Linked DNA regions of Homo sapiens: region 1 is linked to region 2. A link is an interaction called in ENCODE POLR2A ChIA-PET data of the cell type or tissue named here. Cell type or tissue: A673. All regions are shown on one strand. Links, peaks and the distances in the headings refer to the core of each region. The heading gives the core; the rest is flanking DNA.

Region 1 (2,500 bases), core at 1-2,500, 770 kb after region 2:
AATGGCCCAGAATTTCAAGGGCTGGGGCATTCTCCAGAGCATACGTGCTACCCAGATGCTCCTGTGCACATGAACCCTGGGGATCTTGTTGGATAGAGGATGGGGTCTGGGGCAAGGCCCGTGAATCTGCATTTCTAACAAGCTCCCGGGTAATGCTGCTGGTGCTGCTCTATGGACCGCTCTGAGGAACAAGGTGAGAGCAAGTGTTGAGACTGGAGAAATGAGATGGTAGAAAGACAGTATCCCTAGAGACTGGAGAATCCTTCTGAGATGTTGAAAGGGCACATTGTACTGTTTGTTTTAATGACAGTAGGATAATAGCAAGATCTAAAGCAGAGAGAACTTTCCCCCAGGGACAGAAGTGTAGAAGGTAAGAAATGTTAACCAGGAAGCCTGGGCTCAGGGCCCTGGAGAGTGTTCTCAGTCCTAGATGCACCATTGGAATTGCCTGGGAGTTTTAAAAAGTGCCCATGCCTGGGTTCCAATATCCAGAGACAGGATTCAGTTGGTCTGCAGTGGGGCCCTGACTATTGCTAATTTCTAAATGCTCCTTAAGTGATTCATCCGTACAGTCAGGATGGAGAGTTTGGGAGGGCAGTGATTTTGCTGATTACTTTCTCCTAAGTGGCTGCTTCCTCTCCCCTCCAGGCTGTTCTAGCCTTACTAGCCCAAGGCCACTCTAAGGAGCTTGATTGAACGGTCATGGCAGGCTGTGCCCAGATTACTGTATCAATGGGCTCTTCCAGCCAATGTGCTGAATATTCTGGTGAAATCTCTGAGTTTTATGTTGGGAACATTTTTTTCTACCAGTTCTACTTGGAATCTGTCTTCCTTTGGGAGAGTCAAAGGCACCCTCTGTCTATTCTGCTTTCCTGTTTACTATTTCAAAACTTTCTCCCAGTTGCTGGAAACTTGGAGCCAGAGTTATGCAACAAAATGTTGCCAGCTGGGACCAGAACCGAAATATAAAATTGTTTTTTAACTCTGTGCTGCTCACAATATGTAAATTATACTTGGGAGGAAACTTCTGGAAAGGAATTTTTAGTCATTTAGATCTGTGCAAAATTGACTATCATATTCTACAGGTATGCAATGCCACAGGTACACAGAGTTCAATACTCTGCATCTGAAGTAGGTCTTTAGTTTGAGATAACCTGAGAAGGGGAGCCCACAGAGAGGGCGAGCTCTTCCATGGGAGAGGTCCCGCCATTTTTGATCCATTGGAGTTAAATGCAAGACGTAAATCATGATGTATCATTCACGCATTTGTTCATTCCACAGACACTAAGGATGTCTTTTGTGCCAGGTACTGTGCTGAGACGGGGGACACAGAGTGACTCAGACCAGCAGGCCTGGTTTCTACTCTACAGAGCTAGGCTAGGTGGGAGAAGCAGACATCACGCAAAAACACACTTAAATAAATAGAAAATCAAAACCATGAGTAGTGCCAAGCGGGCACACACAGGGCATCTGACTTGGGCCCAGCAGGAGGTCAGGGATGATCTCCACGCAAATGAGACCTCTGAACCAAAACCTAAAAAATAAGCAGGAGTTAACTAGGCAAGCAGGATAAGGAAAAGGATTCCAGGTAGAAGAAAGACCCTGTGATAGGAGGGAGTGGGGAGAGCCCGAGGGACCTGAGAAGTCAAGAGGATGGAACTGAGTCGAAGAGAAACAGCGCTGCCAAGGTGGCTGCAGAGCTAAGCACATAATGTGGCTAAGCGCGCACACACACACACACACACACACACACACACACACGAGCAGGGATTCTGCAGCCATGGGGCCAAAATAAATTTAAAAATTACTCTCAATGCTCAAGACACACACACACACCACACACACACACACACACGGGGAGGGACTCTACAGCCACAGGACTAAATAAATGTAAAAATTACTCTCAGTGCTCAAGAGACACACCACACACACACACACACACACACACACACCACACACGGGCAGGGACTCTACAGCCATGGGGCTAAATAAATGTAAAAATTACTCTCAATGCTCAAGTGTAATTGTAATTTTTTTTTTGAGACGAGGTGTCATTCTATTTCCCAGGCTAGAGTGCAGTGGCGCAATCTCAGCTCACTGCAGCCTCAGCCTTTTGATAAGGTGATCCTCCCACCTCATCCTCTTGAGTAGCTGGGACTACAGGGGTGCACCACTTCACCCAGTTAACTTTTGTATTTTTTGTAGAGATAGGGTTTCTCTGTTTTCCAGGCTGGTCTCAAACTCCTGAGCTAAGCAATTTGCTTGCTTCGGCCTCTCAAAATGCTGGGATTACAGGCATGAGCCACTGAGCTGGTCATAACATTCTTAAATGCATTTGTGTGAGTGTGTGTAACATATCAGAAGGAAAATAATTAGAAAGGCTTCTCCTTGCACAGCCCCGCAAGGGATGTTCTCAGAATCAGGTGGAGGGCTCAGGACAGCCCCGCTAACGCTGGTCCTGGAGTTGCTCTTCGTGCCCTGGCCAGGTCAAGTGGCTTTA
Region 2 (10,346 bases), core at 3,636-6,135:
TTGCCCACTTAGGAAAAACAAACAATTTAATGCCAAATTATTAAAATCATATAAAGCTGTCAAGATCAAAGGGAGCTTTCACTGAAAATTTTGATAGCACCTGACATTCTATGTCTGTTGGTACCCGGCTCACTCCAGTATAGCTTTTGGCCCAATCTCATGGGTCTAATCCAGACAGCTGGCACTTCATTAGAAGATATAAATCAGAAATCCTACCCTTCTCTTACCCCAGTCTAGTAGATGCCCACTTACTTCTTGAGAAGAGGAAAAAAAATCCTAGAACTAACATACTTTCCTGAAACTTCCTTCTTCTAAGTAGCAAAGGGAGGGTAGGAAAGGAAATATCCCCCCCCGGTTGGTCCCCGGACACAGTGTTCCTCATAGTCACCCCTGAGCACATTGCAAAACAACACATTATGGAAATTCAGCTCGCACTAGGGGCTCATCTTGTATAATAAGCTATTTCTTAAAAAGAACTAAAGAGGAACTCAAAATGCCATTCATTTTATTAAAAAAAAAAGCTACATCCTTTTTTTGTTTGTTTGTTTCCTTTTAATGTCTATGACATCTCTTACATGCTATTTGGTAAAAGTGTCATGAGTTACATTTCAAGGAAATTTGGAAAGCCAGTTCCCTTTAAGAATTTGGATTGGCCTGTGCTTGGATTGGCCTCTCTGCTTTTAACTTGATATTTATGACAGCTCCTAGCACTTTCTATAGTAAGAGGTTCTCAGAGTGGGCATCATAATCTATGGCGGAGCTTTAAAAAATTACAGATGCCAGGTTCTGTCTTCCAGTCTGTTGATCGCTAGGTAGAGCTCATGCATATGTATAGTGAAGACACGTTGATGATCTCTGGTGGAAACCCACGGCTAAGAGTCCCTGTATTTGTGATAACCAGTGGCCCCCGATTCAATGGCAATAGCTTAGACTTTCCATAAAAATTACTGTTGGCATTCATTTTCAGAAATTATATTCTGGTAAGTCAATACCAAGAAGAAATAACTCAGAAAGAAACAGTTCCTTTTCCTTCTTCCTTCCTGCTCTGCGAACTCCCAAATCTGGGTCAGTCCTAACGCTTCTATCTTTTCAACCTGCAAGGCCCAGATTTCTGAGCCTCAGTGAGGAAAAAAATCACATTATCTGGATTGGCCCCAGAACAAATTCCTGGTTCCAATTTCTGCTGCACACTCAACATTACTCATCCATCTGTCTCCCTATCCCTCGCCCACTTCATCTCCATTCCCCACAGCAGTTACCCCAGAGCTTCCCCATTCTTTTGGGTCCTCTCCCCTCTATCCATCTCCATTGTTCTCAGCAGAAAATTTGCTTCCTATTTCATGAAGAAATTGGGGCATTATCTGATGTAAATTCCCCTTGCTTGCTTTCTCCCTATCCACTCCTATTATTTTCCCAATTGTGAATCACCTGGGAATCACTAATTTTAAAAATTAGTAGTGCCTGGGCCTCACTCCAAAAATTATGATTTCATTAACCAGGCAGCATCCTAGGCATCAAAACTTTTAAATTTCCATAGTTGATTTTAATGTACAGCCAAGGATGAGAAGCACTGCTCTTAATTAGAGATATAAATCAGGGTCACTCAATGAGGTTTCCTTTTTTAAAATCCAAATATGCCTAATCCCATCCCCAGAGATCCTGATTCAGTTCATCTGGGGCAGCTGTGCTTGGCACTGATATTTTTAAAGCACTCTATTAAGTGCTTTTTTATATGTTGGAAACACCAGAAGAAATACAATAGAATCAGAAGTCTAAAAACTTTGCCAGCTCAGGTAAATAAACATGTTGACTATCTTGTCTAACTTATTGGTTATTTATAAATTAACCAACTTGTATCCTATAGAGAATTCAATTTTTCTTCATTAAACATTTAAATGTAAACTGCTTCGGGAAAATAATTGGTAAATAATTTTTACTTGTAGTGAAAAAAAGACTTTTTAAGCATAACTACACCATACAGAAATACTAATAGCTTGGATGACATCAAAATTTAAAATTCCCTATATGAAAAACACCATAGTAAAATTAAAAGGCAAATGAGAACCCTGAAACATACACTACACCTATGACAGGCAAAACTTAACAGCCTTACTATTTATAGAACTCATGAATCAGCAGGAAAAAAAAAGGAAGTAGAAGAAGAAAATAAAAGAAAAATGGCCATACCAACATAAAAACAGATCAAAGACCTAAATATATGATTTAAAAGAAAAATACAACTGGCCAATAAGCCTATGAGAAGAGGGCAAACACAACTACAACTACTACTATTTTGCCTACGATACTATTTTGCAAGAGAGGAAATGGAATAAATTTCCAGTGTTGCAAGGTTGTAAGGTTAAGGAGAAACAGGTATTTCTTTACGTTGCTATTTAGAGGGTAAGTTCTTTAGAGGGAGCAATTTAACTACACATATCAAAAACCTTAAAAGCTTGCACGGACTGTGAGCCGGAAGTTCTGCATCTGAACATTTGACCTAAGGAAATAGCCATCTATGCTGCTGAGGTGCCTGCAGGCACTGACTCAAGTTTCTGATATTAAAAGACCACACAGAAGGCATTGGACGAGGGCCATTGGGAGCAGATTTATTTGAAAACCTTACCCTGCCAACATCATACCGGGCACCTCTCGCTGATGTGATAGTGGAAACCGCCTCCTTTGCAGGGAGCTGAGGTTTTCCACTCAAATAGCCTGTTGACCTCACCTCTAGCCAGCCATCTCTGACCATGCGGCTCTCCCTAATGCAGCCAAACCCCTCTTGCCACACCGCACAGTACATACGATCCCATTACGGGCCCCTCGACATTCCCAGCCTGTGTAACCAGTCCCTAGTAGTCACTTTCTTCTGGCAGTGTTCTTGCTGAGGAGTCTGGGCATGAGCAGATGCTCCAGGCCTTCTGAGGACACTCTGCAATCATCATCCTGATATCATTCGGCTCCCATCCAGAGGCAGTTAACTCTCTCCATCCCCAGCTTCTGTTTTGCCAGTCACCTCACTGAGAGGTTTCTGACTCCCACACGGAGCACAGGGCGCTTTAAACACAGCCCACCTGCACTACACATGGACACGTGCTTTAACCATGACTTGTCTGCCCTGTCCAACTCAAGCACATCGCCTCAGGCATTCTAACCATATCCTTGTCCTTCTCAACCCTTTTACTTCTGAATGAGACTCATAACAGCAGGATTTATCATAGTTAAAAACTGGAACAAATCTAGTTGTTCAACAACTGGGGATCTGCTAGATATATTATCATGGCTCATTAACATAATGGAATATAATTTGACCAATAACACCTTCTACACAGTAGAAGATGTAATAATGAGGCCTGGCGCGGTGGCTCACACCTGTAATCCCAGCACTTTGGGAGGTGAGGCGGGTGGATCATTTGAGGTCAGGAGTTGAAGACCAGCCTGGCCAACACGGTGAAATCCCGTCTCTACTAAAAATACAAAAATTAGAGGGACGTGGTGGTGCACGGCTGTAGTCCCAGCTACTCGGGAGGCTGAGGCACGAGAATCGCTTAAGCCCAGGACCAGAGATTGCAGTGAGCAGAGATCATGCCACTGCACTCCAACCTGAGCAACAGAGTGAGACTGTCTCAAAATGAAACAAAATAAAACAAAAAGAAGATGTAATAATGAGAATGATGCCCACCATACATTAAGAAAAAAAGAAGAGTTGCAGAATAGGTTTTCTTAACACATGAATGTACATCAAGATGCTATCCAGTAACAAATTTCTAGTTTGTAGGGTTATGGTTGGTTTACCTTTTCTTTTTTGTTTATCTCTATTTTATAACTTTTTAAAATGAGTATGTGTTCTTTTGGAAAAATGCAACATTGGAAAGAAAAAATTCAACATGGCATGTTAAAAGGTTTATCTGTTTTTCAAAGGTGTTGAGCCTCAAGCCAGTTTGTACCCCACCAAGACGGGTCACTCTGCCTACAAAGCTGAAACTGCCCAGAGCAGCAGCAGTAGTCACAAGACCTTAGATGGGGGCTCACTTTGCCTCTAGGTGGTGCAGTCATGATTGCCAGGGAGCTGGGCCTGGAGAGAGAGTTGGCAACCTATCTATCTCTTCATAGAAATGGTAGTGTCCTAGAAACAGGTGCGGTTACAATGCTGAATGAAGCCCTAGGTTAATGATTTTTAAACATTTAGCAGAGGAAGCTTTTTTTTCCCCCAAATGAAATCTCACATAAAACATCAACTCTTAAACACACAAAAATATTGTTGATCATGATGAAGCTCTCCCTTCTCCCAAACACACACATACAACACACACACGCATGCAAATTTTCTTTCCTTTTTTTTTTTTTTTTTTTTTGAGACAGAGGTATGTTCTATCACCCAGGCTGGAGTGCAGTGGTACCATCTCAGCTCACTGCAATCTCCGCCTCCTGGGTTCAAGCGATTCTTCTGCCTCAGCCTCCCCAGTAGCTGGTATTACAGGCGCATGCCACCACGGCCAACCAATTTTTATATTTTTAGTAGAAACGGGGTTTCACCATGTTGGCCAGGCTGGTCTCAAACTCCTGACCTCAGGTGATCCCCCCCACCCCCAACCTCAGCCCCACAAAGTGCTGGGATTACAGGCGTGAGCCACCACGCCGGGCTGCATGCAAATTTTTAGTCACTCTTGAAGTAACATTGTAGGTTTCTGAAATGACAATTTGATGAACAGTAGTCAGTTTTAAGAAGGAAACTTGCCTCCCAGCACCAGGTTTGTTGATTCAAGGTGTGAAATCCAACCAAGCTTAATTTTGATATAGGAGTTAAGAAGAAATTATTTAGGCAGATATGAGGGTACGGGAGTCCTTGGTAAGGTTTTCCTTTTAATGAAAAGCACTCCCAAATCATTTTCTAACAAACAGCAGCCTGTAAAATCGAGCTGCAGACACAGACAAGCAAGCTGGAAGCGTGTACAGGTGAATGCTGGCAGCTGTGCCAATAGGAAAAGGCCACCTGGGACTAGGCATGGTCAAAATGGTGGCTCCATCTTCCCTTCTCTTTGCCAGCTGCATGTACAGTGAGGAGCAGGCAACATGGCACCAGCCAAGTGGAAAGTCCATTTGCATAATAAGATTACGGTGGGGTGACCAGCCTTTTCTGGGTGCTATGTAAACATCACACCCAGTCCAACCAATCTCTGAGCCCTATGTAAATCAGACACCACCTCCTAAAGCCTGTCTATAAAACCCGGTGCACTCTGTCATGGCTGGAATTCCCATTTAGGAGCCCCTCTGTCTCGAAAGAGAGAGAGCTGCTCTCCTTTCTTTCTTTTGTCTATTAAACCTCCGCTCCTAAACTCACTCCTTGTGTGTGTCCATGTCCTTAATCTTCTTGGCACAAGATGACGAACCTTGGGTATCTACCCCAGACAACAACACTGCTTCATTTTCACTTCCCAAACATGGCCATTTGCTACATACACGCCTTAGTTCTTGGAGGCCCAACCTTTCTTCTATGTAGAAAGCTTTCTTTACCATGTCTACCTACAAACTCCTGCAAACCCAAGATCTTCCCTTTAGTCTTCTCTTACCTTCATCACCTTAGATAAAATGAAGTTTTCCTTCATCTGTGGCACCATAGTACTTTAGCTATTAAAATCTATTGTAGCACTTTGTAACAGCATGTCTGGCCTGGGCTGCAAGTCCTATTCAAATGAGTCTTGAAGGTAGGACTGAAAACTCTCTCTCTAATCATGGACACTTTCATAGGTCTGTTTGCACCCACTGGTTTTGATGGGGGTTAAGGAATCTAGGTAGTGACAAGGAGAGGACTCTAACGATGGCAAGGATTGAGGTTCAGGCAATATAGCTAAGCCTGATTTGAGGATCTATGAGACCCCCATGGAGAAAAGCTGCCTCAAAGGAGTCTGGCTCTGCCACATTCAGCCACGAGTTCTATAAGTGGGAGGGGAAATGGTGGTTTCCAGGGGAGTAGAATGGCCACTACCTGAAATCACTGAAGCCCAGCCAATTTGTTGGTACATATACACTCTAAGGGCTAAAAGGCTGTTGTTTCCAAGAAAAAAACAGTTATTATAGTGCTCTGCCTGAAACCTCTTTAGAAAACTAGAACTCGGTGGCAGGAAGCCAATATTCCCACTAGCAGAAGAAAGGAAGTCAGTCTAAAGCACCAGCAAAACATCCACCAATATCCCAGACACAAGCAACAGCAGCACCAACAGCATTTAGAGCAGAGCCGAGCAGGAGTGGTAGAAAATAGCATGCTGAGGGGTTTGCACGTGAGAGTGAAAAGCTGAGTGCAAAGCAGATGCAGCAAGGTAGTCAGGGGTCTGGACCAACAAATAAGGGCACAGGAGACCCACTGTGGGTCTGGTTTAAAACAGCAGCAGCAGGTGGACACGGTGGCTCATGCCTATAAACCCAGTGCTTTGGGAAGCTGTGGCAAGCAGATCACTTGAGGTCAGGAGTTCAAGACCAGCCTGGCCAACAGGGTGAAACCCCATCTCTACTAAAAATACAAAAATTAGCCAGGCATGGTGGTGCCCTCCTGTATTCCCAGCTACTTGGGAGGCTGAGGCAGGAGGATCAAGACTCTGTCTCAAAAAATTAATTAATTAACTAATTAATTAAATGGGAGCAGAAAAAAGACAGTGAAGAAGAGGAGATGAAAGTCCTCTTCTTTACTGTTGAGCCTCAAACCAGTGTGTACCCCACCAAGATGGGTCACTCTGCCTACAAAGCTGAAATTGCCCAGAGCAGCAGCAGCAATCACAAGACCTTAGATGGGGGCTCACTTTGCTTCTAGGTGGTTCAAGGTCATGATTGCCAGGGAGCTGGGCCTGGAGTGAGAGCTGGCAACCTATCTATCTCTCCGTAAAAATGGTAATGTCCTAGAAACAGGTATGGTTGCAATGCTAAATGAGCGTTAATACATGGGATTCAGTTAGCAAAATTCAAATGGAAGCATTAAGGTGCGCTCATTTGTACCCACAGGCTATCCTTTGTATTCTTGTTATTTCTGCACGGGACTGGGGATTGGCATTCCTAGGTACCACGTACATCTGTGAGACTGCCGTGCTACAGAGATCCACGCGTCAGAAAAATGCTCCCATGCACTGCTCTACCTCCATGAAACGATGCACTTAGAAGCTGTTGCATGATAATTACTTGATACTGAGAGATTTCCACTGGTAATACGAAGTTAGTAGAAAGGATTCCTTGGTCCGGTGAAGACTGCTTTAAGCATAAGCATATTTTGTCAGCAGAATAACTTATTTAAAATTTTGGAAAAAGAAAAGCTACACAAAGATAAAAGTTTTGTAGCTTGGAATGAAGATGGTTAGGATGCTGTGAGAGTGTCCATAAATCAAAACGTTGTAGATTATGTTGGTTTCATCTAGCATAAAGTCCAAACTGCTGCTAGCTGACAGACATGTATGCATTTCAGACTATCTGGAAAGAGCAAAGAACATATTCACTTTTCCCACATTTCCTAAAGGGAGCCAAATTATTCTAGATCTTGTTCATCCCCCGCCTCTAGTCAATTTTTTTTACTTGCAAGTATCACCTGTAGTGAAACCATATTTATGGTATATTTGCTTAGGTTCAGATTTATGTATTTAAGATTTACATGTTAATGTATTCATATATTAATTCATGTTCCAAGTAATAAATGAGAAAACCTCATGGATTCAAAATTTACATAATTTATATCATTAATTTCATGTTAAAATGAGTGTAGGAGACAATTTGGGTTCAAGGTCTTTGCATACAAATTAAAAGCATGTATGATTCATATTTACAAAGGCATTTCAAGTGACTGCTAGTTTTTTTAAGTGTGAATTTATTAAACGGTGGAACTATCAAACCAGACACTAATCTTCCTAAATTTGGACGGAGAACAGCTCAAGAAGGAGGCTCTTCAAGTGAGAAGCAGTTGTACAAATTGTGCTAGAGTCTTCTCCCCCAGATCTACTTCTTCTTTAGATGTCTTATTTCAATTCTCAGTGTCATTATTGAAGTTATGGATGCAAGGAAATTCCCCTTTAAAAACCCAACTAATGGCCAGCCACGGTGGCTCACACCTGTAATCCCAGCACTTTGGGAGGCCCAGGTGGGTGGATCACCTGAGGTCAGGAGTTCGAGACCAGCCTGGCCAACATGATGAAACCCTGTCTCTACTAAAAATACAAAAATTAGCCACGCATGGTGGCACATGCCTGCAATCCCAGCTACTCGGGAGGCTGAGGCAGGAGAATTGCTTAAACCCAGGAGGCAGAGGTTGCAGCGAGCAGAGGTCATGCCGCTGCATTCCAGAGCAAGACTCCGTCTCAAAAACAAAACAAAACAAAACAAAAAAACAACTCATCACTAACAAAAATAAAATGTTATTAACTTATTCCCAAAAAGATACACGTGTCTTTCTTTTTTAAAAAGACCTTTTAACTTGGACAGGAAATTTATATTAATATGGAAAATACAGAGTCATCAGAAACCATCCAATTTAACGCTGGGTGCAGCCGTGCACAGCTAGAATCCCAGCTACTCAGGAGGCTGATGCAGGAGGATCTCCTGAGCTCAAGAACTCTAGGTCAGCCTAGGCAACATAGCAAGACCCCAGCTCAAATTGAAAAAAAAATTATATTTAAAAATAGATTTGCATTTTTAAGGAATCTAGAGATGTAGCAAAGGATTTGGAGATTCCCAACTCTCCTGAGTTTAAGACAAATACGCTTGACTCTGGAGGGCAGATGTGACTTGGGTGTGCTTTCCACTCAACAGATGGCCCCGGCTGCCATCTTATCCACCTACATGTCACCTGTGTTATGTTAGCCATAACAGACCGTCATCTCCCACCCGAGGATGAAGTACAAAGTGACAGGCTCAGATTCTCCAACTTCCTAGTGGCCTCCACCTCAGTTTTGCTTTCCATCTGAGCAGCAAGAGTGACTGGAAGGTACTGATATCTGACCCATAAATGACTGACGAGCCCCAGTGGTGACCCCGTCACTCTGAAGCTGTCTCCTGAGGCTCACTCAGTTGACTCCATTCACCCCATCAGAAAACAACCTGACAAACCTTACCCATTTCAAATGCACAACATGACAAAATCTTAGCCACACAGTAACTAGCATACAAATATTGCCAATTAAACACAGATACTACCGCAAGAAATTTAATGAAAGCTGGAGTAATTTACGACTAAATAAATAAAATATTCCATTAACAAAATATCTTTTTGTAAGGGCCAATCTGTATTTAGTTTCAACTCATCACTTTGGAGGAGATGTGACACATCTTGTTGAGTTTTCTTTAAATTTTATTTTTTTATAGGGATGGTGTCTTGCTATGTTGCTCAGGCTGGTCTCAAACTCCTGAGCTCATGCCATCTTCCCATCCTGGCCTCCAAAAATGCTGGGATTACAGGTGTGAGCCACTGCACCCAGCCATATCTTGGTTTTATTAGTGTGATCTTTGGCATTTTTATAATTCACAATTAAAAACACATGATTATCTAGGACACAACTACCACAGTCATATTAATTCCTGTAGTAAAAGTCTCCAAACTAAGCTTTTTATTAATCCATTTAAACATAAGCTTTAAGAGACTTCCTAGAAAAATATACATCTATAATAATTTACTTGGATAATTTCTTGCTGGAATAAACATTAAGGTTTTTGGTATTAACTATTTGATAATTTTTAATTTATCAGTACTACTAAAATGCGAATAGCAAACAAAAGCAGCTATCTAGCTATCAAGGTAGGTTTAAAAATAATTATGTTTAGATATCTTCATTTGCAATCTTCTATCAGTAATGTTAGCCCTAAGAAAAGGTATCATTAAACATGTTGTCAGATAACACAGTGGCAGAAATGTGAAAAATATATCAAACTTTAAAAAATATTCACATTTAAAAGAACACTTACTCTTTTGACTCCCTCTAAGAGGATATATCCTGAGTTTTTCAATAATATCAACCATGATCAGGGATAACAGAACCAGAGATACGGGCAGGTCAGGTAACATATCAGGTAAGACATCAGCGGACCCATTAATGCTCTTTTGAACCTGTTTAGAGAAAACCATTTACAAGCATTAAATTATTGTGCTTTCTTTGCTCAAAATGCTTTCAATAGTCTGAATGCAGCACTAAATTAATTATAATTACATTTACTAAAAAACTAGAAGGTTGGTTTTTAACTCATCAGGTTTTAAATGCCACAAGGTTTTGAATCATTTCTAAAGCTGTCATAAGGACTCATATCAATGGAAGCATATTTTCAGTTAAAGACAGACCTTGGTAAATACATGCAAAAAACAGTAGTGGGCTCCCTGTAATATTGAA

What was found. Peaks named below come from ENCODE experiments on the same cell type or tissue, not always from the same donor. Only the 100,000 strongest peaks of a DNase experiment are listed, where the experiment ranks them.
Region 1: POLR2A ChIA-PET joins it to region 2 with 5 read pairs; 1 of 35 experiments calls an interaction of 5 or more read pairs at or near these places.

The regions. Positions count from the first base shown.
Region 1 is chr10:17,007,691-17,010,190 of GRCh38, reverse strand. The region is part of intron 28 of CUBN (cubilin); the gene reads left to right. Among named protein-coding and RNA genes, the nearest start is that of CUBN, 120 kb to the left of the region's middle. In A673, for the core only: no CTCF peak of the experiment used is centred there; no DNase peak of the experiment used is centred there; H3K27ac peaks cover 332 bases.
Region 2 is chr10:17,775,752-17,786,097 of GRCh38, reverse strand. It overlaps TMEM236 (transmembrane protein 236), which reads right to left. Exons shown (of 4, transcript NM_001098844.3): 3 at 9,928-10,069. Among named protein-coding and RNA genes, the nearest start is that of MRC1, 28 kb to the left of the region's middle. In A673, for the core only: a CTCF peak has its summit at 4,026 (motif pointing right); a DNase peak (open chromatin) is centred at 5,157; H3K27ac peaks cover 246 bases.